Regions from separate parts of the Homo sapiens genome. Here all the other regions are linked to region 3. A link is a loop called in an ENCODE intact Hi-C map of the cell type or tissue named here. Cell type or tissue: dorsolateral prefrontal cortex. All regions are shown on one strand.

The links. A loop is a pair of places that touch in the nucleus more often than their neighbours do. Peaks named below come from ENCODE experiments on the same cell type or tissue, not always from the same donor. Only the 100,000 strongest peaks of a DNase experiment are listed, where the experiment ranks them.
Region 1: a loop joins it to region 3, with 5 times the contacts of the local background. A loop is called at or near these places in 20 of 110 quality-filtered maps.
Region 2: a loop joins it to region 3, with 4 times the contacts of the local background. A loop is called at or near these places in 15 of 110 quality-filtered maps.

The regions. Positions count from the first base shown.
Region 1 is chr19:39,105,727-39,113,726 of GRCh38, reverse strand. It overlaps ACP7 (acid phosphatase 7, tartrate resistant (putative)), which reads right to left. Exons shown (of 13, transcript NM_001004318.3): 12 at 6,643-6,780; 13 at 2,234-3,674. The coding sequence ends at 3,609. Among named protein-coding and RNA genes, the nearest start is that of PAK4, 16 kb to the left of the region's middle. RefSeq lists an enhancer at 3,224-3,293. In dorsolateral prefrontal cortex, a CTCF peak has its summit at 3,173 (motif pointing left); DNase peaks (open chromatin) are centred at 1,181, 3,156 and 7,332; H3K27ac peaks cover 4,649 bases.
Region 2 is chr19:39,184,286-39,192,285 of GRCh38, reverse strand. No RefSeq gene overlaps it. Among named protein-coding and RNA genes, the nearest start is that of NCCRP1, 8.7 kb to the left of the region's middle. In dorsolateral prefrontal cortex, CTCF peaks have their summits at 4,660 and 4,861 (motif pointing right); a DNase peak (open chromatin) is centred at 4,865.
Region 3 is chr19:38,957,698-38,965,697 of GRCh38, reverse strand. All of the region lies in intron 1 of FBXO17 (F-box protein 17), which reads left to right. Among named protein-coding and RNA genes, the nearest start is that of FBXO17, 14 kb to the left of the region's middle. In dorsolateral prefrontal cortex, a CTCF peak has its summit at 3,415 (motif pointing left); a DNase peak (open chromatin) is centred at 3,347; H3K4me3 peaks cover 1,049 bases; H3K27ac peaks cover 1,490 bases.

The sequences.
Region 1 (8,000 bases), 150 kb before region 3:
TCTTTCTGTGCCTGGCTTATTTCACCGAACCTGATGACCTCCGGTTAGGTGGAGCTGTTTTAAACAAGAGGGTCAGGGAGGGTGGCACTGAGCAAAGGCCTGAGGGGGGGATAAAGGGAGTCATACAGATCCCTGGGGGAACAGTGTCCCCGGCAGAGGGAACTGCCAGTGCAAAAGTGGGTGGGGAGTCCAATGCAGAGGCCAGTGTGGCTGCAGCAGAGTGGGCGAGGGGGGTGATTGGAGGGGGTGAGGACACAGGGGTGACAGGGGCAGATCGTCTGGGGCCTCGTGGACCTGAGACGGAGCCACAGGAGGGCTCTGAGCAGGGGCGGATGTGATCTGATGCAGGTGTTCACAGGTGCCTTTGGTTGTGTGTGGGGAACAGACTCCCGGGAAAAGGAGGGAGCAGGAAGTCCAAGGAGTCTGTAGGAAATGAGTGTAGACAGGACCAGGGTGGGGGCTTTGGGGGTGCCAAAAGCGTAGAGAGTCTAGATCGAGCTGGGCGCAGTGGCTCACACCTGTAATTCTAGCACTTTGAGAGACCAAGGCAGGTGGATCACCTGAAGTCATGAGTTTGAGACCAGCCTGGCCAACACTGTGAAACCCCATGTTTACTAAAAATACAAAAATTAGCCAGGTGTGGTGGCAGGCTCCTGTAATCCCAGCTACTTGGGAGGCTGAGGCAGGAGAATTGCTTGAACCCAGGAGGCAGAGTTTGCAGTGAGCCGAGATCACACCACTGCACTCCAGCCTGGGCGAGAAGAGTGAAACTCCATGTCAAAAAAAAAAAGAGTCTAGATCGATTTCGAAGGCAAGGCAAACAGGATTTTCCAGATACTTGGATGTGGAGCATGAGAAAAAGAGGAATCAATATCGATCCCAAGGCTTTCAATCTCATTTAACCCCAAGGCAGCCTCACAGAGTATTATCATTCTTGGGTTATAGATGAAGAAACAGAGATTCAGAGAGGGTTGCCGACTTGCCCATGGTCACACAGGAATTGGTGGGGCTGGGATTTGAACCAGTTTCTGTTTGACTCCAGTGTCTGACCTCTGCCCTCTGTGGAGGTTGCCACCTCCCGGCATGTCCACAGCCTCACCCAGCCCGGGACAGGGCATGCCAGACCCACACAGGGCACCAGTTCAGTCGGCGGCCACAGCACTCCATGACCGTCCAGCTTGTGACCTCACCGTCTTGGCCCGGCCCGCCACGGGATTCTCTTACTGCTCATCACCTGTGTTGAGTAACCGTGTTTCCCTGCCTGCCTGCGAGCTCCCAGAGGGCATGACTGTAGCTGATTCATCGCTGTCCCTGGCATTGCCCGGCTGGAGCCTGGCATGTGGTGGCCTTCATTAAGGCAATCAATATTTATTAAGTATCTATCTTGTGCTGGGCAATGCTGGGACGCAGCTCTGGGCCCCATCCCTCTGAGGTTGAAGTCCAGTGGGGGAGTCAGAGAGACCCATCCCCAAACGGTGATGGCCTAGAATGCGCAGGACTGGAACTAGCGGGGAGCCCAGAGTCCCCAATCCAGCCCAAGAAGGGGCCTGGGAGGATTTGGCAGAGGCGTTGAACTCATGGTCACCACCCTCACAGACTTAGCTTTACGGGTGTAAACAGCCAATGAACAAGTTAACCAATCAAGGAAAGAATTGCAGATCGAAGTAAAACGGGGGTGGGGCAGGCAGCAACACAGGCTACTTTAGCTGGGGTCAGCAGGGAAGGCCTCTGAGGAGGGGACACCGAGTCTGAGACCTGAGGTTGAGAAGGCGCCAGCCTGGGATGAGCTGGGGAGAGGGCACACAGGGGGCAGACAGCCAGCGCCCAGGCCCCGCAGTGAGAAAGAGCTGGCTGTGTTCCAGGAACGGCAAGGAGTCCTGCGTGCCTTGGGCCAAGTGAGGGGCGGGTGGGAGGGAATGAAATCTGTGGAGGCAGAAACCGCGCCCCATGACGGGGGAATAGATAGATCTCAGGTCATCTGGCAGGGCTGGGAGCCCGCAGGCCCTGGGGCAGCTGTCAGCCCTGGGGCCTTTGCCTGTGACTCGTGGAGTCCGATCACTTCCTTCACCTGCTCAGAGCCTCCCCTGGCTCCACCCAAAGTCCTCACCGTGGCCTGTAAGGCTCCATACAAGCCATCCCCACCACTGCCCTGTCCTCAAGCTTGGTCTCCCTCTCACTCTCCCTGCTCCAGCCACAGTGGCCTCCTCGTGGACACTCCAACAGGGCAGGCACGTTTCTTTGTTTATTTTTCTCTTTTTAAAACTTTTTTATTTATATATATTTTTTGAGACAGGGTCTTGCTCTGTTGCCCAGGCTGGGGTGCAGTGGCGCAATCATGGCTCACTGCAGCCTCAACCTCCTGGGCTCAAGCCATCCTCCCGCCTCAGCCTCCTGAGCAGCTGGGACTACAGGCACACACCACCATGCCCAGCTAAATTTCATATTTTTGGTAGAGAAAGGGTTTCGCTGTGTTGCCCAGGCTGGTCTCAAACTCCTGGGCTCAAGTGATCTGCCCGCCTCGGCCTCCCAAAGTGCTGGGACTACAGATGTGAGTTACTGTACCCAGCCGGCCAGGCACATTTCTGTCTCAGGGCCTTTGCACTGGCTGTTCCTCTGCCTGGAATGCTCTTCCCCCAGATGTCTGCCCACTTGGCTCCTTCCCCACCTCCTTCAGATCAAATGTTGCCCTCTCAGTGAGATCCCCCTGAAAATTGAAACTGCTCTCTCACCGTCCCTGCGTTTTCTACTCACAAATCGCTATTTAACCAACTCATTTATCGTGATTTTTGTCCAACTCTCTGGTTAGGATGTCAGCTCTGTGAGGGCCGAGATCTCTGTCTCATTCACAGCTGTCTCTCCAGCACTGAGAACAGAGCCTGGCACATGGTAGATGCTCAATAAATTATGATTCAATAAATAAAAGAAGGGAAAGAAAGGAAGGAAAGAGGGAAGGAACTGGCAAGTCTGTGGCTCTTGCGGTTTGTCATCTGTCCTAGCTAGGAGGCAAGAGTGTTAACACGTCTCCTCTTCCCGAATAAGATGGTGCCAGGCTGGGAAACTGAGGCATGAAGGGACTCTTCATAGCAGTCCTGGAGCAGTGAAGAAGGAGCCAGGCTTCAGACCAACTCTCAGTGCCGGGCTCAGAAGAAAAAGCCCCTGACGCCACCTGCTGGTGAGTAGTGTCATGACGGTTGTGCCCACCTGGCGATGCCCTTGCCAGGTGGGCAGGAGAGGAGGAAGCCCAGCGGCATCCCCCGCAGATGTGCAGAATCCATGGAGCCAGAGCTTAAGCCTCTTCATTCCTGAAGCCCCGTGGGCACCTCGCCCGATCAGAGCTATGCAGGAGGGTGGGGCCCTGCCAGCAGAAACCTGCCGTGTGTCACTCTGTGCCCGCACACCTGCCCTCCCTCCACAGCCAGCCAGGACTCCCACCTCTCCAGGAGGGAACAGCTGCCCCAGCTCCATAGGGCTGCATGTACCCTACATGGGGCCTCTGGAGGGCAGGGGAGTCAGGGCCCACCCAACTCCCCACCCAGGCCTGGGCAGTTTCTGGTCACAGCAGCCAAGGCGGCAAAACCTAGGCTTCTGGAGGAGAGCTGCCGCCATCCCTAGAGGTACATCCTCCGGCCAAACAGGGGTCTCACCACCCAGACATCATCTACGATCTTCCCATCCTGTGAGGGACAAAAACAGGGACAGTAGTTAGAGCTGAAAGCCTGAACTCTGGGGCCACATGGCCTGGGTTCCAGTCCCCTCTCTGCCCTCTGATGGGCTGTACAACCCTGAGCAAGTGGCTAGGCCTCTCTGGGCCTCAGTTTTCCTCATCTGAAAAGTGATAGGAAGAGTAACAGTACCCACATCATAGATGTTGTGGGAGTTAAATGAGATAGTATTTGTAAACAGAGCCCAGCATATGGAAAGGGCTATGTAAGTGTAGGCTATTATTAGAGCACAAACTCTGGAGTCAGACAGACCTTGCTTTATATTCCAGCACATCCACTCTTTCTCTCTCTCTCCTTTTTTTTTTTTTTTTTTTTTTTTAGACAGAGTCTTGCTCTGTCACCCAGGCTGGAGTGCAGTGGCAACCTCCGCTTCCCAGGTTCAAGCCATTCTCCTGCCCCAGCCTCCCAAGTAGCTGGGATTACAGGCATGCACCACCATGCCTGGCTAATTTTTGTATTTTTACTAGAGACAAGGTTTCACCATGTTGGCCAGGCTGGTCTCGAACTCCTGACCTCAAGTGATCCGCCTGCCTCAGCCTCCCAAAGGCATGAGCTGCTGCACCTGGCCAGCGCATCCACCCTCTAGGTGGCCTTAAGCATGTTGCTGGACTCTCTGAGCAAAACTTCCATGTTCTATGCAATGCACAAAGTAATAGATGCCCAGAGTCATCATGAGAACAGAGTGAGATCATGCACACAAAAGTCTGCGCCCGGTGCATGTGCCACTCGATAAATGGTAGCTATCAGATCCCAGCTTGGCCGTCCTCCAACTGTGTGACCCTGGGAAAATTACTTCCCCTCTCTGAGCCTCAGTTCCCTCACCTATAAAATGGAGAGGAAATCCACTCCTGTGGGATTGTTTTGGTGTATAAAGTGCTACTGGGGCCGCATGCGGTGGCTCATGCCTGTAATCCCAGCACTTTGGGAGGCCCAGGTGGGTGGATCACCTGAGGTCAGGAGTTCAAGACCAGCCTGGCTAACATGGTGAAACCCCATCTCTACTAAAAATACAAAAAATTAGCCGGGTGTGGTGGCATGTGCCTGTAATCCCAGCTACTCGGGAGGCTGAGGCAGGAGAATTGCTTGAACCTGGGAGGTGGAGGTTGCAGTGAGCTTAGATTGCACCACTGCACTCTAGCCTGGGCGACAGGGTGAAACTCTGTCTCAAAAACAAATAAATAAATAAAGTGCTACTAAATGCAGAGCATCTAGGCAGTGCCTGGTATGCAGTAGGTGCTCAATAAATCATAAATATTGTCATTATTTTAAAACTACAATGGCAAAAATAAAGAAAGGTGAGCCATTATTATTTGGATCCACCTAACCTTAAGCCACCTGTACCACATACTCATCTTATTGTTTTCCCCTACCTGTGTCCCACCCCCCATCTTTATCTTCCCCTGCCTCACAATGGTAAATACCTACAGAATTTACCAAGTTCCGCACTCTTCTAAGCATTTTATATATAATAAGTCCTTCAACCCCCATGTAGTCCTGTGAGGTGGAAACTATGATTATCCCCTCTCACAGATGGGAAAACTGAGGCAAAGAAGTTAGATAAGTGGGCCCAGCACAGTGGCTCACACCTGTAATCCCAGCACTTTGGGAGGTTGAGGCAGGCAGATCACCTGATGTCAGGAGTTCGAGACCATTCTGGCCAACACAGTGAAACCCTGTCTCTACTAAAAATACAAAAAATTAGCCGGGTGTGGTGGTGGGCGCCTGTGATCCCAGCTACTCGGGAGGCTGAGGTAGGAGAATTGCCTGAACCTGGGAGGTGGCGGTTGCAGTAAACCAAGACTGCACCACTGCATTCCAGCCTGGGTGACAGAGCGAGACTCCATCTCAAAAAAAAAAAAAAAAAATTAGATGAGTGACTCAAGGTCACTCAGCTGGTAAGCAGCAGGAGCAGGTTTCTAGTTCTACAGTCCACATTTGTTCGTTTTTTTGTTTTGAGTTAGGGTCTCACTCTGTTGCCAAGGCTGGAGTACAGAGGCGAGATCATAGCTCACTGCAAACTCTAACTCCTGCACTCAAGTGATCCTCCTGCCTCAGCCTCCCAAGTAGCTGGGACTACAGACATCTGCCACCACACTTGACTAATTTTCCTTTTTTTTCCAAGACAGAGTCTCACTCTGTCTCCCAGGCTGGAGGGCAGTGGTGCCATCTTGGGTCACTGCAAACTTCACCTCCCAGATTTAAGTGATTCTCCTGCCTCAACCTCCCTTGTAGCTGGGATTACAGGCACCCGCCACCATGGCCAGCTCATTTTTGTATTTTTAGTAGAGACGGGGTTTCACCATGTTGGCCAGGCTGGTCTCTAACTCCTGACTTCAAGTGATCTGCCCACCTCAGCCTCCCAAAGTGCTGGGATTTCAGGTATGAACCACCGCACCTGGCCTAATTTTTTTTTTTTTTTTTTTTTTGAGACAGAGTCTTGCTCAGTCGCCCAGGCTGGAGTGGTGCGATCTCGGCTCACTGCAAGCTCTGCCTCCCGGGTTCACGCCATTCTCCTGCCTCAGCCTCCCGAGTAGCTGGGACTATAGGCACCTGCCACCACGCCTGGCTAATTTTTTTTGTATTTTTAGTAGAGAAGGGGTTTCACCATGTTAGCCAGGATGGTCTCGATCTCCTGACCTTGTGATCCGCCTGCCTCGGCTTCCCAAAGTGCTGGAATTACAGGCATGAGCCACCGTGCCTGGCCATTTTTTGTATTTTTTGTAGAGACTAGGTCTCACCATGGTACCCAGGCTGGTCTTGAACTCCTGGACTCAAGCGATCCTCATACCTTAGCCCCACCAAATTGCAGGTGTTGCAGGCATGAGCCACTGCGCCCGGCCGAGCCCACGTTTTTAACAGCTCATTTGCTTGGAGGGGCCTGGCTGTACAGTCAGGTGACTTCGGCCTGCCCCTCACTGACCTGGTCGTCCGACACCTGCTGGATGTGGATGTGGGTCCCGTTGAGGATGTGCAGCCGCGTATACCCGTACTCCTTCACACGCACGGCACTCCAGGGCCTCGGGAAGACAGCAAAGGGCGTCAGCCGCTCCTCACAGCCCTGGGGCGGGGAGAACTGATCAGACCCAGAGCAGGTGGAGGACCCGCGGGGAAGCAGAAATGACCTGCTAGCCCAGGACCCTGCTGCCCTCAAGGAAGACAGTGAAGACTTGACCACCATAGAGGCCGGGCGCAGTGGCTCATGCCTGTAATTCCAGCACTTTGGGAGGCCAAGAAGGGCGGATCACTTGAGGTCAGGAGTCAGAGACCAGCCTGGCCAACATGGTGAAACCCTGTCTCTACTAAAAATACAAAAATTAGCCTGGTGTGGTGGTGGGCACCTGTACTCCCACCTACTTGGGAAGCTGAGGCAGGATAATTGCTTGAACCCAGGAGGTGGAGGTTGCAGTGAGCCGAGATTGTGCCACTGCATTCCAGCCTGGGAGACGGAGTGACACTGTCTCAAACAAAAACAAAAACAAAAAGACTTGGCCACAATAATACTCACAATTGAACAATTTGTCCCAGGCAGGCTTCCCTTGCTCCGGGTCTCTGACTTCTAGAAAAGTACACGGCTGTGTAAGGCTGCCCACTACAGCATTACAGTGAAAGCCCTGAACTGGAAGCCATCCCAACGCCCATCAGGGAGTCAGTTAAATACATTATAGCACAGCCATCGCAAAGCAGGGAAGCGGGGTGATACAGAAAGATGGCCAAGATGTGTGTGAAGGAGAAAAAGCAATTTGAAGAACAGAGAAATCACTGGATCTGAAGCCTGGCTGCACAGTAGACCCTCCAAGAAAGCTTTTTAAAACAACAGCGCCTGGGGAAACAGAATGCTCGTGCTTGCAGCAGAAAAGCCAGGCATGAGGAGCAGAGAGGATGCCAGGGTGAGGAAAATCACCATTTTGCACCCAGCATTATAGTACTGGATTGAAGCAAGGATCATGAATGGATGATAAAACTAGCAGGGAAAGTTTGAGGCATAACAGGATGTTTGCATAGTCTCAAAGTATCTCTCCAGGAGATGCTTGTTAATTACAAAGGAAAAAAGAGAGTCACTTTATGGTGGAGATGGCTGGCTGATACCTCCCTAACCAAGTGATCAAAGTAAGCATCATCAGTAATGAGACCCATCCGTACCACACTTTCAGCTGAGAAATCAGAGGCTCAAAGAGGTTAAAAAGACATCGTGCAGCCGAGCACAGTGGCTCACGCCTGTAATTCCAGCACTCTGGGAGGCCGAGGCGGGCAGATTGCTTGAGCCCAGGAGTTCAAGAC
Region 2 (8,000 bases), 230 kb before region 3:
CTCACTGTAACTTCCCGACTCCCAGGTTCAAGCGATTCTCCTGCCTCAGCCTCCTGAGTAGCTGAGATTACAGGCATGCACCACCACACCCAGCTAATTTTTTTGTATTTTTAGTAGAGATGAGGTTTCACCATATTGGCCAGGCTGGTCTTGAACTCCTGATCTTGTGATCCACCCGCCCCGGCCTCCCAAAGTGTTGGGATTACAGGCATGAGCTCCTGCACCTGGCCGACAATTTCTTATAAAACAAAAAATATGCACAACCTACGACACAGTGACCCTGCTCTGAAGTAGTTAGCCAAGGGAAATGAAAACATTGTCCACACAGAGACCTGGTCACGGTACTTTTTCATAACAGCTGCAAACTGAGGGGAACCCGAGTGCCCAGCAACGAGTGGGTGCATAAACTAACTGGAATGGCCACAATGGAGCACACTTCAGCAAGGAGAGGAATCACCTTTTTTTTTTTTTTTTTTTTTTTTTTTGAGACAGGGTCTGGCTCTGTCTCCCAGGCTGAAGTCCAGGGGCACGATCTCGGCTTAATGCAACCTCCATCTCCTGGGCTCAAACGATCCTCCTGCTTCAGCCTCCCAAGTAGCTGGGACCACAAACACACACCACCAAGCCCAACTAATTTTTGTATTTTTTTGTAGAGACAGGGAGTCTCCTCATGTTGCCCAGGCTGGTCTCGAACTCCTGAGCTCAAGCAATCCTCCCGCCTCGGCCTCCCAAAGTGTTAGATTACAGGTGTGAGCCACCACGCCCAGCCCAGGAATGATCTATGGGTACATACAAAACACAGATGACTCTCAAACACATTGTGATGAATGAAAGAAGCCAGGCAATACAGTGATACATTTTTAAAATTTATTTATTTTACAAATTTTGTATTTTTTGTAGTGATGGGAGTCTCACTGTGTTGCCCAGGCTGGTCTCACATTCCCGGGCTCAAGAGATAGTCCTGCCTCGACTTACCAAAGTGCTGGGATTATAGGTGTGAGCCACTAGGCCTGGCCAGTGATAGATTTTAGAGCATAAAGAAAAAAGAAAGCCGGGCGCGGCGGATCACGCCTGTAATCCCAACGCTTTGGGACACCGAGACGGGCGAATCACCTGAGCTCAGGAGTTCAAGACCAGTCTGGCCAACATGATGAAGCCCTGTCTCTACTAATAATACAAAAATTAGCCAAGCGTTGATGCACGCCTGTAATCCCAGCCACTCGGGAGGCACGAGAGTCGCTTGAACTCGGGAGGCAGAGGTTGCAGTGAGCCAAAATTGCACCACTGCTCAGTGTCGCCTTGGCGACAGAGTGAAACTCCGACTCAAAGTAAATAAATAAACAAAAGAACAATAAAGAAAAAGGAAAGAAAGAAGCCAGACATAAAAGAGTACCGACTATGTGATTCCAGTTATCTAAAGTTCTGGAAAAAGCAAAACTAATCTAGAATCAGATACAGCAGGTCTGTAATTTCACGAGGCTGGTGGGGCTTAACTACAAAAAGGCACAAGAGTAAATGCTGTGGGCTGATGAGAAAGTTCCATTTTAATTGCAGTTGTCATTATATGGGTGTATACATTTGTCAAAATTCAGCAAACTGTAGATTTAAAATGGGCGTAGTTTATTGTATGTAAATTATACCTCAATAAGAAACAAAACAAAAACAGTATGCCAATTCTCTCTATGTTGCTAATAAGAAAGTATCTACGAGGCAGTTATTAAGTAGAAGAGCAAGATATGGAACAGTGGGCCTTGTGCTTCAAAATGGATGCCGAAGAAGAAAAAGAAGAAGAAAATATACATACATATATATATATATATATATATATGTATATAAAATGAAGATTTGTCAGATCTCTTCCAGAAAGTGACTCTGCGGGCGAGATCTGGTGGCGTCCGAGACAGGCAAGGTGGGGACAATGACTTTGTACTCTATGTCCTTTGAAACTTTTGGATTTGGTATCACTTATGCGTATTACTTCTTTTAAGTATTACACTTTTTTTTTTTTTTTCCTGAGATGGAGTCTCGCCCTGTCACCCAGACTGGAGTGCAGTGGCACGATCTTGGCTCACTGCAACCTCCACCTCCCGGGTTGGAGCGATTCTCCTGCCTCAGCCTCCCGAGTAGCTGGGATTACAGGCACCTGCCACCACACCCAGCTAATTTTTGTATTTTTACTAGAGATGGGGTTTCACCATGTTGGCCAGGTTGTTCTCAAACTCCTGACCTCAAGTGATCTGCTCACCTCAGCCTCCCAAAGTGCTGGGATTACAGGCATGAGCCACTGTGCCCAGCCTATTACACTTTTAAGTGTAATTTTTGAGACAGTCTCACTCTGTTGCCCAGACTGGAGTGCAGTGGTGCAATCTCGGCTCACTGCAACCTCTGCCTCTTAAGTTCAAGCCATTCTCCTGCCTCAGCCTCCCCAGTAACTGGGATTACAGGCATGTGACACCACGCCCAAATAATTTTTTTTTGTATTTTTACTAGAGACGAGGTTTCACCATGTTGCCCAGGCTGGTCTCCAACTCCTGATCTCAGGTGATCCACCCACTGTGGCCTCCCAAAGTGCTGGGATTACAGGTATGAGCCACTACATCCAGCCTAAGTGTAATTTTTTTTTTGAGACAGGGTTTCTCTCTGTCACCAGGCTGTAGTGCAGTGGCACCACCATAGCTCACTGTAACCTCAACCTCCTGGGCTCAAGTGATTCTCCCACCTCAGCCTCCCAAGTAGCTGGGACCACAGGCACACACCACCATGCCCAGTTAATTTTTAAATGTTTTGTAGAGATGGGGGTCTCCCCATGTTACCCAGGCTGATAAAAAATATAATTTTTATAAAGCAAACAAGGTCCGGAGCCTCTCATTGCTTTCTACCACCTGTTCTTTCAACAGATGTTTATGAGATGCCTTCAATGGCCAAGCCCTGTGCACTGGGGTGTAATGTGGTGAAAGAACAGACACCATTCCTGTCCCCACGGGGCTTGCAGCCTTGTGGGGGAAGGGATGTCAATTAACTAGTTACAATTCAACAAGTAACTAGTTAATTGACAAACAGCACTAAGTGCCTTGAAGGTGAAGAATGCGCTGTCAGGGCAGAGAAGAGCAGGTGGAAGCCTTGCCTAGTTGGGGTGGTCAGGGAGGGCTTCTCGGAGGAGGTGATATTTGAGCAGAAACCTGAAGAAGGGGAAGGAATTAGCTGCACAAAGGCCTAGGAGAGGAGCATTCTGGGAGAGGAAACAGTCAGTGCAAAGGCCTTGAGGTGCGACGGGGTTTGGTGGGTTGGGGAAGAGCACGGAGGCCAGTGTGGGGTGAAGAGAATGAAGGGGAGATGAGGTCAGACAGAATGGGGCAGCTCTTTGAGGGGGTTCTTGGGAAATCAAGTACTCCATGCATATATGTGAAGTACGAGGTATCCGCAGGGGTGATGCCAGGGGCAACTGGATGTACCGGCTGGAGTCTGAGAGAGGGGTCGGGGCTGAGATGAAAATCTGGGAAGCATCACCTTGTCGACAACCAGGGAACTAGATGAAATAATAAAAGCCGGCCAATGGCCGGGCATGGTGGCTCACACCTGTAATCCGGGCACTTTGGGAGGCTGAGGCAGGCGGATCACTTGAGGTCAGGAGTTCAAGACCAGCCTGGCCAACATGGCGAAACCCCGTTTCTACCAAAAATACAACAACTAGCGAGGCATGGTGGTGCATGCCTGTAATCCCAGCTACTCAGGAGGCTGAGGCAGGAGAATCGCTTGAGCCTGGGAGGCAGAGGTTGCAGTGAGCTGAGATAGTGCCACTGCACTCCAGCCTGGGTGACAGAGCAAGACTCCGTCTCAACAAAACAAAACAAAACAAAAAAACTGGCCTGGTGCAGTGCCTGTAATTATAGCACTTTGGGAGGCTGAGGTAGGAGGATGGCTTGAGCTCAGGAGTTTGAGACAAGCCTGGGCAACATAGCGAGACCCCTGTCTCTACCAAAAACAAACAAACAACAACAAAAAAAAACAGGCATGGTGGGAAGTGCCTCTGGTTCCACCTACTTCGGAGGCTGAGGTGGGAGGATCACTTGAGCCTGGGAAGTCGAGGCTGCAGTGAGCCAAGATCGTGCCGCTGCACTCCAGCCTGGGTGACAGAGACTGTCTCAACAAAACAAAACAAGTCACCTTGTCATACGGCACACACCCTTCTTGCTTTTTTCTGCCTAACAAGATGGTTTGGTGATTGTTCTCTACTGGTACAAAGAAAGAGAGCTGGGCCATCCCCAGGCCAGATAAATTCCCCTTCCCTGCTATTCTCTATCACACCCCATTCGTCCTTTCTTGCATTCAGCATGCTTTGTAAATACCTCTGTGCGTGTGGCTGTCACTGGATCACAGTCTCTCACCCTGCCCGAATGTCATCCTCACCAGGGCAGGGCCTTGGGCAGGTCTGTTTATTGTCTGTCCCCAGCCCAGGGCTGACCTGACGTTGCTCTGCTTGCTGGGCAGGGAGGGCAGGAAGGCCCGGCTGGGCGGCAGGAGGAAGAGGCTCTGACCCAGCCGAGGCACCGCTTCCAACTTGCCCAAGCCTAGCTCCCACTGCACCTGCTGCAAAACCTGTCACCCCCAGGAGTCAGCACGTCCTGGGGCCCAAGCCTGCTGGTAGAGGGGGAAGGGCAGGGGTCCTGGAGGGTGGGCACCTGGGGCTGGGGGAGCAGATCCTGGGCTCTCTATCAGGGCTGTGGAGGGTGGGAAAGTGCAGCCAGGTCGGGAGGGGGCAGGGGTAGTAGAAAGGTGGGCTGGGGTGGGTGCTGTCTGCCCCAGATACAAACCACAGAGGTTTGTGAGGTTGGAGGGGCAGTGAGCCCACTTCACCCTGCAGGGGGCGACAGAGAGGCAGGACTGAGGTTGGATAGAAGGAGGGAAGAGTGTGGACAGGGAGAGGCAGAGACAGCAACAAGATACACAAAGAGCCAGAAAACAGGAAGAGAGGGCCCCTGTAATCCCAACACTTTGGGAGGCCAAGACGGGAGGATCGCTTGAGCTCAAGAGTTCCAGAACAGCCTGGGCAACATGGTGAAACCCCATCTCTACAAAAAAGAAAAAAATTGGCCGGGCACGGTGGCTCACGCCTGTAATCCCAGGACTTCGGGAGGCCGAGGCGGGTGGATCACGAGGTCAGGAGATCGAGACCATCCTGGCTAACACGGTGAAACCCAGTCTCTCCTAAAAATACAAAAAAATTAGCTGGGCGTGGTGGCGGGCACCTGTAGCCCCAGCTACTTGGGAGGCTGAGGCAGGAGAATGGCGTGAACCCGGGAGGCAGAGCTTGCAGTGAGCCGAGATCACGCCACTGCACTCCAGCCTGGGCGACAGAGCGAGACTCCATCTCAAAAAAATAAATAAATAAAAAATAAAATAAAATAAAATAAAAAAATTAGCCAGGCGTGGTGGCACATACCTGTAATCCTAGCTACTTGAGAGGCTGAGGTGGGAGAATCACTTGAGCCCAGGAGGCGGAGGTTGCAGTGAGCTGAGATTGTGCCACTACACTCCAGGCTGGGCGACAGAGCGAGTGAGACCTTGTCTCAAAATAAAATAAAAAACAAAATAAAATAAAAAACACCAAACGACTCCAAGCCCCCTAAATGTCCAGTGACAGTGGCTGTTCCTATCATTCATGGTTCCTCTGTTCAATGGAATATTACACAGCCGCTAACAGGATCAAAATTGCTTTTTATGTACCAGCAGGGAACAACCACCAAGATACATTGTTAAGTAGGAAAAAGTAAGGGGCAGAGGGATGTGCCCGTTATGCCAACATTCAACATTTTTTTTATTTTTATTTTTTGAGACAGACTCTCTGTCGCCCAGGCTGGAGTGCAATGGCACAATCTCGGCTCACTGCAACTTCTGCCTCCCGGGTTCAAGTGATTCTCCGGCCTCAGCCTCCCAAGTAGCTGGGATTACAGGCGCAAGCCACCATGCCCGGCTAATTTTTGTACTTTTAGTAGAGACGGGGTTTTACCATGTTGGTCAGGCTGGTCTCGAACTCCTGACTCCAGGTGATCCACCCGCCTCAGCCTCCCAAAGTGCTGGGATTATAGGCATGAGCCACCGTGCCTGGCCCATTATGCTATCTGTATGAAGGAAAATACATGTCTGTATATGCATGTAAGTATTTCCTGGTACATGCAGACATATCTGGAAGGAAGCACAAGAAACTTGTATCAGTGGCTGCCTCTGGGGAGCAGAACTGAGAGGCTGGGCATGGGGAAGGAGGTAAGGTGGGAGGGAGGCTGATTTTCCCATTTATTCCCTTTGGGATCTTTTACATTTTGTACCATGGGCTTGGGCCACCTGTTCAAATAATGAAAAAGACTAAGCAGGAGAATGAAAGAGAGAGACAAAGGAAGGCAGAGACAAAGACGTAGGAGGAGGCTGGGCGCGGTGGCTCATGCCTGTAATTCCACCACTTTGGAGGCTGAGGCGCGCAGATAACTTGAGGTCAGGAGTTCGAAACCAGCCTGGCCAACATGGTGAAACCTCGTCTGTACTAAAAATACAAAAATTAGCCGGGCGTGGTGGCCTGTGCCTGTAATCCCAGCTACTCAGGTGGCTGAGGCAGGAGAATTGCTTGAACCCAGGAGGCAGAGGTTGCAGTGAGCCAAGGTCTCGACACTGCACTTCAGCCTGGGCGACAGAGCGAGACTCCATCTCAAAAAAAAAGAAAAGAAAAAAGATGCAGGGAGAGGAGGGAACAGAGAGTTCACCTTCGTATAATCCAGCAGTCCCCAAGCGTGGCTCTGAGCTGCCCCCGTGTCCCCCAAGGGCAGTCCAGGACCCTGCTTGCTGCCCCATCTCATCCCCCAGCCAACACCTCTCCACCCCAAGTCTCCATGGATCACCCTAGGACGACAGCCTCCCTTTTGGAGTCTGCGGCTTGGGGCCTGCCCTCCTTCCGTGACCAGCCACCTGGGAAGACACAGGCACTTCTCTGTTGGTAACTGTGGTCCCACAAGTGGGGTAGTGAAGGGAGCCCTGACCCACTTCTCAGTGCTGCATGGTGAGGATATGCAGGAACTCCCAGGCCCGATGCCAGGATTCGAATCCTGCCTCTATCACTTTCTGGCTCTGTGACCTCAGGTTGACATCTTTGTTCCTGTCTCTCATCTGTGAAACAGGCCAAGGAAGGTACAGTAGTTCCGCAGAAGGCGGCTACGAGGGTCATGTTTCCTGGGCTGCGATCACAAATTCCCAGCGTGGTGGCTTGAAACAGCAGCCATGTATTCTCTCAGTTCTGGTTTGTTGTTGTTGTTGTTGTTTTGAGGACGAGTCTCGCTCTGTTGCCCAGGCTGGAGTGCAGTGGTGCGATCTCGGCTCACTGCAATCTCTGCCTCCCAGGTTCAAGCAATTCTCCTGCCTCTGCCTCCTGAGTAGCTGGGATTACAGGTGCCCACCACCACACCCGGCTAATTTTTGTGTTTTTAGTAGAGACAGGTTTTCGCCATGTTGGCCAGGCTGGTTTCGAACTCCTGGCCTCAAGTGATTCACCTGCCTTGGCCTCCCAAAGTGTTGGGATTACAGGCGTGAGCCTCCATGCCTGGCTGTATTCTCTCAGTTCTGGAAGCCGAAGTCTGAAGTGCAGGTGTGGACAGGGCTCTCCTCCCTCTGAAGCCTTCAGGACAGATTGCTTCCTGGCCCCTTCTGGCTTCTCCTGGAAGGCCCCTGGCTTTTCCTGACTCATGGCTGCTTCTCTGTGTGCCCCAAATCTCCTCTGCATTTCTCTAAAGGACACTTTTCAGTAGATAAGAGCCCACCCGGATACACCAGGGTGACCTCATTTCCAGATCCTTAACTCAGGACACATCTGCAAAGACCCTTTTCCCAAATAAGGCCACACTCACAGATTTTCCGTGGACCTATCTTTTTTTGTGAGTGGGGGGGAATCTATTTTTTTTTTTGGTGGGGGGAACCTTTTCCTTGGGGGGTGGTAACCACTACAGGAGTTAAATGGCGCA
Region 3 (8,000 bases):
TCGTCTCTACTAAAAATACAAAAATTAGCCTGGCTTGGTGGTTCGTGCCTGTAATCCCAGCTACTCAGGAGGCTGAGGCTGGAGAACCGCTTGAACCCAGGAGGTGGAGATTGCAGTGAGCTGAGATCATTCTGTTGCACTCCAGCCTGGGCAACAAGAGCAAAACTCCATCTCAAAAATAAATAAAAATAAAAATACTAAAATTAGCCAGATGTGGTGGTGGGCGCCTGTAGTCCCAGTTACTCAGGAGGCTGAGGCACGAGAATCACTTGAACCCAGGAGGCGGAGGTTGCAGTGAGCTGAGATTGTGTCATGCACTCCAGCCTGGGCGACAGAGAGAGACTCCATCTCAAAAAAAAAAAAGAAAAGAAAAAGAATGTTGAGATGGCCACAGTGGAGCATTGAAAAGAGGGTGGGCCACATGTGAACGCACAGGTTGCATGCCCATGAAGCCAGTCCTGAGTGTACCAGTTAGGGTTTTTTCTTTTCCTCCATGTTCTTTTGGTCCTGTGAATTGTCTGTTTCCTCTGGGGTCAGTTCACTTTCCTTCTGCTTGTTTACTTAAATGTTTCTCTTTCAGGCTGCTAGTTTTCTTAAACATCTGATGGTCCTTGCTATCCCGCCACTTTTTCAAACAAGAGGCTGGGTGACTGTGGTTTTTTGTTTGCTTGTTTTTAAGTCACTGGTATGACATTTGGGGCTGTTATAAATACAGTCCTTTCCCACTGGCCTCTTGGTCAAGTTGGATGGATGACTGTGAACTCTGTGTTCTGTGGACAGCACTTGTTCATGTTAGCAGGGACAAAAACAGTCTTTGTGCTGGGAGCTCACTCCCGGATGCCAGATGGGGAGGGCTTTACTCAGTAACACCAGCAGCATCCACACTTCCCAGGGGCTGCATGCAATTTTTTTTTCTTTTCTTTTTTTCTTTGAAATGGGGTCTCACTCTGTCACCCAGGCTGGAGCACAGTGGTGTGATCATAGTTCACTGCAGCCTCCACCTCCTGAGCTCAAGCACTCCTCCCACCTCAGCCTCCCGAGTAGCTGGGACTACAGGCGCTTGCAACCATGTCTGGTTAATTTTATATTTTGTAGAGATGGAGGTCTTGCTATGTTGCCCAGGCTGGTCTGGAACTCCTGGCCTCAAGCAATCCCCCTGCCTCATTCTCCCAAAATGTTGGGATTACAGGCATAAGCCACCATGCCTGGCTAAAATAGTTAAAAATTAATAAGGGATGGGAGGCTGAGGCAGGAGAATCGCTTGAACCTGGGAGGCAGAGGTTGCAGTGAGCCGAGATCACGCCACTGCACTCCAGCCTGGGTGACAGGGTGAGACTCCGTCTCAAACAAACAAACAAAAATTAATAAGGGAGAATCGGGTAGAGGAAAGTATCCTGAAGGTATGAAAAGGAAACCATTCTGTGTAAACTTTTTATAAGATTGACAATACCAATACCAGGTGCTGGCAACTGCAATGCATATAGAATTTTTGGGAATGCAGATGGCACAATCATGCTGGAAAACTGCTGGGCATTTTCTTGTAACGTTAAATATACACCTGCCATGTGACTCAAAAATTCTACTCCTAAGTATCTACTCAAGAGCAATGAAAATGGCTGGACACGATGGCTCACTCTTACAATCCCAGCACTTTGGGAAGCCGAGGCAGGCAGATCACTTGAGGTCAGGTGTTTGAGACCAGCCTGGCCAACATGGTGAAACCCTGTCTCTACTAAAAATACAAAAATTAACTAGGTGTGGTGGCGCACACCTGTAATCCCAGCTACTTGGGAGGCTGAGGCAGGAGAACTGCTTGAACCCGGGAGGTGGATGTTGCAGTGAGCCGAGATTGCACCACTGCACTCCAGCCTTGGTGATAGAACAAGACTCTGTCTCCAAAAAAAAAAAGCAAAGAAAACATATGTCCACACAAACACTTGTACATGAATATTCATAGCAGCCTTATTCATAATACCCCTAAGCTGGAAACAACCCAAATGTCCATCATACTGAGTGGATAAACAGGTTGTAGATTATGTGTTCAGTGGACTATTACCCAGCAATAAAAAGGAATAGACTACTGATTGATACACAACAAGTGGATGGGCCAAGCGCGGTGGCTCATGCCTGTAATCCCAGCAATTTGGGAGGCCAAGCTGGGAAGATCGCTGAGCCCAGGAGTTCAAGGCTAGCCTGGGCAACATAGCAAGACCCTGTCTCAAAAAAAATTTAAAAATTAGCCAGGCATGGTGGGGTGCACCTGTGGTCCCAGCTACTTGGGAGGCTGAGATGGGAGGATTGCTTGAGCCTGGGAGGTCATGGCAGCAGTGAGCTATGATGGCGCCACTGCCCTCCAGCCTGGGCAACAGAGTGAGACCCTGCCTCAAAAAAAAAAAAAAAGTATGAGTGAATCACACGGACATTATGCTGAAGGAGAGGACAAATAACCCTAAGCCATGCCTACAACTCAAGGAATATTACAGGCATGAGCCACTGTGCCTGGCCCAGATGACTTCTTCACAAGGAGACACATACTGTGTGTATCAGTCAGGATCCAACCAGGAGACAAACCACACAGTAATTTAAACAGCGATTGTTTAATATACAGAATTGTTAACTATGATAGGGGATTTGAGTAAGAGGAACTGGTTACTAAGAAATAAAGAGAATGCTAACGAATGTAGAAATAGACTGGGCACAATGGCTCACACCTGTAATCCCAGCACTTTGGGAGGCAAGGCAGGTGGATCACGAGGTCAAGAGATCGAGACCATCCTGGCCAACATGGTGAAACCCCGTCCCTACTACAAAAAGTAGCTGGGCGTGGTGGCGTGTGCCTGTAGTCCCAGCTACTCAAGGAGGCTGAGGCAGGAGAATAGTTTGAACCCAGGAGGCAGAGGTTGCGGTGAGCCGAGATCTTGCCACTGCACTCCAGCCTGGGTGACAGAGAGAGACTCCATCTCAAAAAAAAAAGGAAAGAAAAAGAAAAAAGAAAGAAAGAAATAGCAGATACAAGGAGCAGCCACTCCTCCTAAGTCTAAGATAGCCCGAGAAAGATGAGAGCCCCAGGCTGAGACCCCGACCTTGCTGGAGTAGTCTTGGCCATGGCTCACCGAAGGACAAAGGCATCCCTATGGTGCGGCACCAGTAGAATGCGGCAGAAGTCCATTCAGTAAGATGGTGGGGAGAGCAGCTGACAGGGAAGTGTCTCAGCTGAGGTGGGTGCTGCTGACTGCCATATTTCAGGAGCCATGTGCCAGAGAAACTTCCTGACACTAAAGAAACCGCACGCATGTAGGAGTCAGAGGCTGGAGAAGCATGCTCGCTGCAGGAGTAGCTGCCCTGCAGGAGCCAAGTCTGGAAACTGGAAGCCAAACCCTTTCCTCCTACAACGTCTCTCCAGCGCCCTCTACTGAAAAAAACTTAGCATCATGTCAGTCAGCAAAGGAAGAAGATTTAAAGGGCCAAACTCCAATTATTATTTATTTTTTTTTATTTTTTTTTTTTGAGACGAAGTTTCGCTCTTCTTGTCCAGGCAGGAGGCAGGCGTAAGCCACCGTTCCCGGAGCTTTTTTTTTTTTTTTTTTTTTTAACAGCGTCCCTGGGTGGGCTAGAACCAAACTCCAGTTTCGCAGCTTAGAACAATGAGGTCGTAGGTTGATAGCCGACACTCTATATGATTCCATTTACGTGAAATTATAGAAAAGAAAAATTGAATTTATAGTAACAGAAAGAAGCCGGGCACGGTGGCTCACGCCTGTAATCCCAGCACTTTGGGAGGCCGACGCAGGCGGATCACTTGAGCTCAGGAGTTCAAGACCAGCCTGGCCAACATGGTGAAACCCTGTCTCTACTAAAAATACAGAAATTAGCCGGGTGTGGTGGTGCGCACCTGTAATCCCAGCTACTCCGGAGGCTGAAGTAGAAAAAATCTCTTGAACCCGGAAGGCGGAGGTTGCAGTGAGCCGAAATCGCGCCCCTGCACTCCAGCCTGGAGGACAGAGCAATACTACGTCTCAAAAACAAAACAAAACAAAACAGAATAGTAGTTGACTTTGGGTGGGAGTAGGGAGGTTGGCTGGGAAGGGATAAACCTTTTGGGGCAATAGAAATGTTCCATATCGGCTGGGAGCGGTGGCTCACACCTGTAATCGCAGCACTTTGGGAGGCCGAGTTGGGTGGATCACCTGAGGTCAGGAGTTTGAGACCAGCCTAGCTAACATGTGAAATCCCATCACTACTGAAAATATAAAAATTAGCTGGGTGTGGTGGCGCACGCTTGTAATCTCAGCTACTTGGGAAGCTGAGGCGGAAGGATTGCTTGAACTTGGGAGGAAGAGATTGCAGTGAGCTGAGATCATGCTACTGCACTCCAGCCTGGGTGACAGAGTAAGACGCCATCTCAAAAAAAAAAAGATTTAAAATCAATTGAAATAAAATTGCTACATTTTAAACAGATACAATTAATAAAACTTAACTAATAAAGTAAAAATAATACTTTATAAAATGAACACAGTTAATTGAGGCTGCTGCTGTGTTAGTAAAACCCGTTCAATACAATGAACCTTGAAGATGAAAGTATATTATCTGGGCCATGCGCAGTGGCTCACGCCTGTAATCCCAACACTTTAGGAGGCCAAGGCGGGAGGATCACTTGAGGTCAGGAGTTCGAGACCAGACTGGCCAACACAGTGAAACCCCGTCTCTACTAAAAATACAAAAAATCAGCCTGGCGTGGTGGTGCGCACCTGTGATCCCAGTTACTCAGAAGGCTGAGGCAGGAGAATTGCTTGAACTTGGGAGGCGGAGGTTGCAGTGAGCGGAGATCATGCCGTTGCACTCCAGCCTGGGCGACAGAGCAAGACTCCATATCAAAAAAAAAAAAAAAGTGGCCGGGTGCAGGGGCTCATGCCTGTAGTCCCAGCACTTTGGGAGGCCGAGGCAGGTGGTTCACCTGAGGTCAGGAGTTCAAGACCAGCCTGGCCAACATGTGAAACCCTGTCTTCACTAAAAATACAAAAATTAGCCGGTGTGGGTGGCACGCACCTGTAATCCCAGCTACTCGAGAGGCTGAGGCAGGAGAATCCCTTGAATCTGGGAGGCGGAGGTTACAGTGAGCCGAGATCGTGCCACTGCACTCTAGCCTGGGGGACAGAGCGAGACTCTGTCTCAAAAAAAAGATATTATTTGGTTTGTTTCCGAAAGTAGCTGGACAGACCAGGTGAAAATAGAGAGAAATGTCTAAGGAGCGCCAGCTGTTCGGGTCTCCTCACTTCAGCTGCTAGACTAGGATGGAAGAAGCCTCAGATGACCCAGCCCCATCCACCATCTGACGGCAAAGGCACAAGTTCCCTAAGTGAGGACCGCATAGCTGATCCCAGTCCCCAGAGCCATAAAAAAAAAAAAGGAATAATGGCTTATTATAAATATACTCTGGCAAAATTATACTCTGGACAGACCAAAAACAAACTGGTATCATGATTCACAGAGGTATTTTTTGTGCAGAATTTTCCAGTCAGTATAAAAAGGTCTCTGGCCTCAAAAAAACTATACAATTTGAGAATCTGCTGAGGAGATACTTATAAGCTAACTCTTAATCATTTTCACAGATTCTTCTATTTTAAAATAGTAACATCTTTTGTTTGATGGCTTTGAGGAAAGTTTTTGGACATCTTTTTGTTCCTTTCCATGGACTGCCATATCTGTTTTTCTTGTTTTCATCATTTTTAGCAAACGTTGAGGGTTTTGGGTATGTGTTCTGTTTTGGTAGTGGTGGTGGTGTTTTTTATTTGTTTGTTTTTGGAGACAGAGTCTCACTCTGTCACCCAGGCTGGAATGCAGTAGTGCAATCATAGCTCACTGTACCCTTGAACTCCTGGCCACAAGCAATCCTCTCACCTCAGCCTCCCGAGTATGTGGTACTACAAGTGTACACCACCAGGTCCAGCTAATTTTTTAATGTTTACTTTTTTAGAGATGGGGTTTCACTGTGTTGCCCAGGCTGGTCTCGAACCCCCGGGTTCAAGCGATCCTCCCACCTCAGCCTCCCAAAGTGCTGGGATGACATGCATAAGCCATGGTACCCAGCTCATTTTTAGCAAACCTTTTATAGAAAGTGCACAAATTGCACAGCCTAATGAATCCCAGCACTTTGGGAGGCCAAGGTGGGCTGATCACAAGGTCAAGAGTTCGAGACCAGCCTGGCCAACATGGTGAAATCCCGTCTCTACTAAAAAAAAAAAAATACAAAAATTAGCTAGGCATGGTGGCGTGTGCCTGTAATCCCAGCTACTCTGGAGGCTGAGGCAGGACAATTGCTTGAATCCAGGAGGTGGAGATTGCAGTGGGCCGAGATTGGGCCATTGCACTCCAGCCTGGGCAACAGAGGAAGACTCTGTCTCAAAAAAAAAAAAAGAAAGAAAGAAAGAAAGAAAGACAGGCAGAGGCTGCATACTCTTTTATGATCCAGCCTCAGAAATCCCTTAGCAGGCCGGGCACAGTGGCTCCTACCTATAATCCCAGCACTTTGGGAGGCCAAGGCGACAGGATCACTTGAGCCCAGGAAGAGACCAGCCTGGGCAACATAGGGAGACCCCTCACTTCTAGAAAAAAAAAATATAAAACAAACGAAGCTGGGCATGGTGGCATGTGTCTGCAGTCCCATCTACTCAGGAGGCTGAGTTGGGAGGATCGCTTGAGCCCAGGAGTTCGAGGCTTCAGTGAGCCATAATCACGCCACTACACTCCAACCAGGCGACAGAGTGAGACTTTGTCTCTTAAAAAGAGAGAGAAAGAGAGAGAGAATGAAATCCCTTAGCAATGTCCCTTCTGCAGTGCTCTGAAAGTTGAGGCAGTTGCAAAAGCCTGCACGTGCCCAGGGGAGGAATGTGGACCCCACAGCTTCACGAGCAGTGGTGAACTGAAAAAGCGTGTCAGATAGGAAATGTTCTCATAGCCACTTTTGAAAAATACAGTCTGCTGTAGTAGCATCCTGGGTCCCTTTGGGTAGCTGAGTACCAATAGCATTCCCCGGTCACTCTGACAGCCAGTAACCTTCCTCCAAACACACACTCTCCCAAAAACCCTGGAAGCAGGCAATACTAGGCCCTACTTGTCCTATTGTGACCCAGCTAGTAGTTGGCATTCAATCTTGCAGTGGGTACTTTTCAACCTTTCCCAAAATTGGCCAGAAGCCCCTCTCAGGCTTATTCTCCAAAATAAGCCTGTCTTTGACTGTTGAGCCACTTTTCGTGTTTCTTTCCTCTTTCCTTTTTTTTTTTTTTTTTTTTTTGAGACAGTTTCACTCTTGTTGCCCAGGCTAGAGTGCAGTGGCACAATCTCAGCTTACCACAATCTCCACCTCCTGGGTTCAAGGGATTCTCCCACTAGTCTCCCAAGTAGCTGGGACTACAGGAGCATGCCACCACACCTGGCTAATTTTGTATTTTTAGTAGAGACGGGTTTCACCATGTTGGCTAGGCTGCTCTCAAACCCCTAACCTCAGGTGATCCACCCACCTTGGTCTCCCAAAGTGCTGAGATTACAGGCATGAGCCACTGTGACTGGCCACAAACTTTTTTTTTTTTTTTTTTGAGGCAGGATCTCACTCTATTGCCTGGGCTGGAATACAGTGGCCCCTTCACGATTCACCACAGCCTCAACCTCCCTGGCTCAGGTGATCCTTCTCCCCTCAGCTCCCAAGTAGCTGGGACTACAGGTGCATGACACTATGCCTGACTAATTTTTTTGTATTTCTTTTGTAGAGAGAGGGTTTCGTCATGTTGCCTAGGCTGGTCTTGGACTCCTGGGCTCAAGCAATCCTCCCGCCTCCACCTCCCAAAGTGCTGGAATTACAGGCGTAAGCCACCACACTGGGGCCCCATACAAGCATTTAATATGGTTTGTGTGGATAGCTGAGGGCTCATTCAGTACATTTCTTGAACATCTCTGCTCCTTGGTGAAGTCTGGCTGCCCTTGTTGGGCGAGGGGCCTACCCCTAG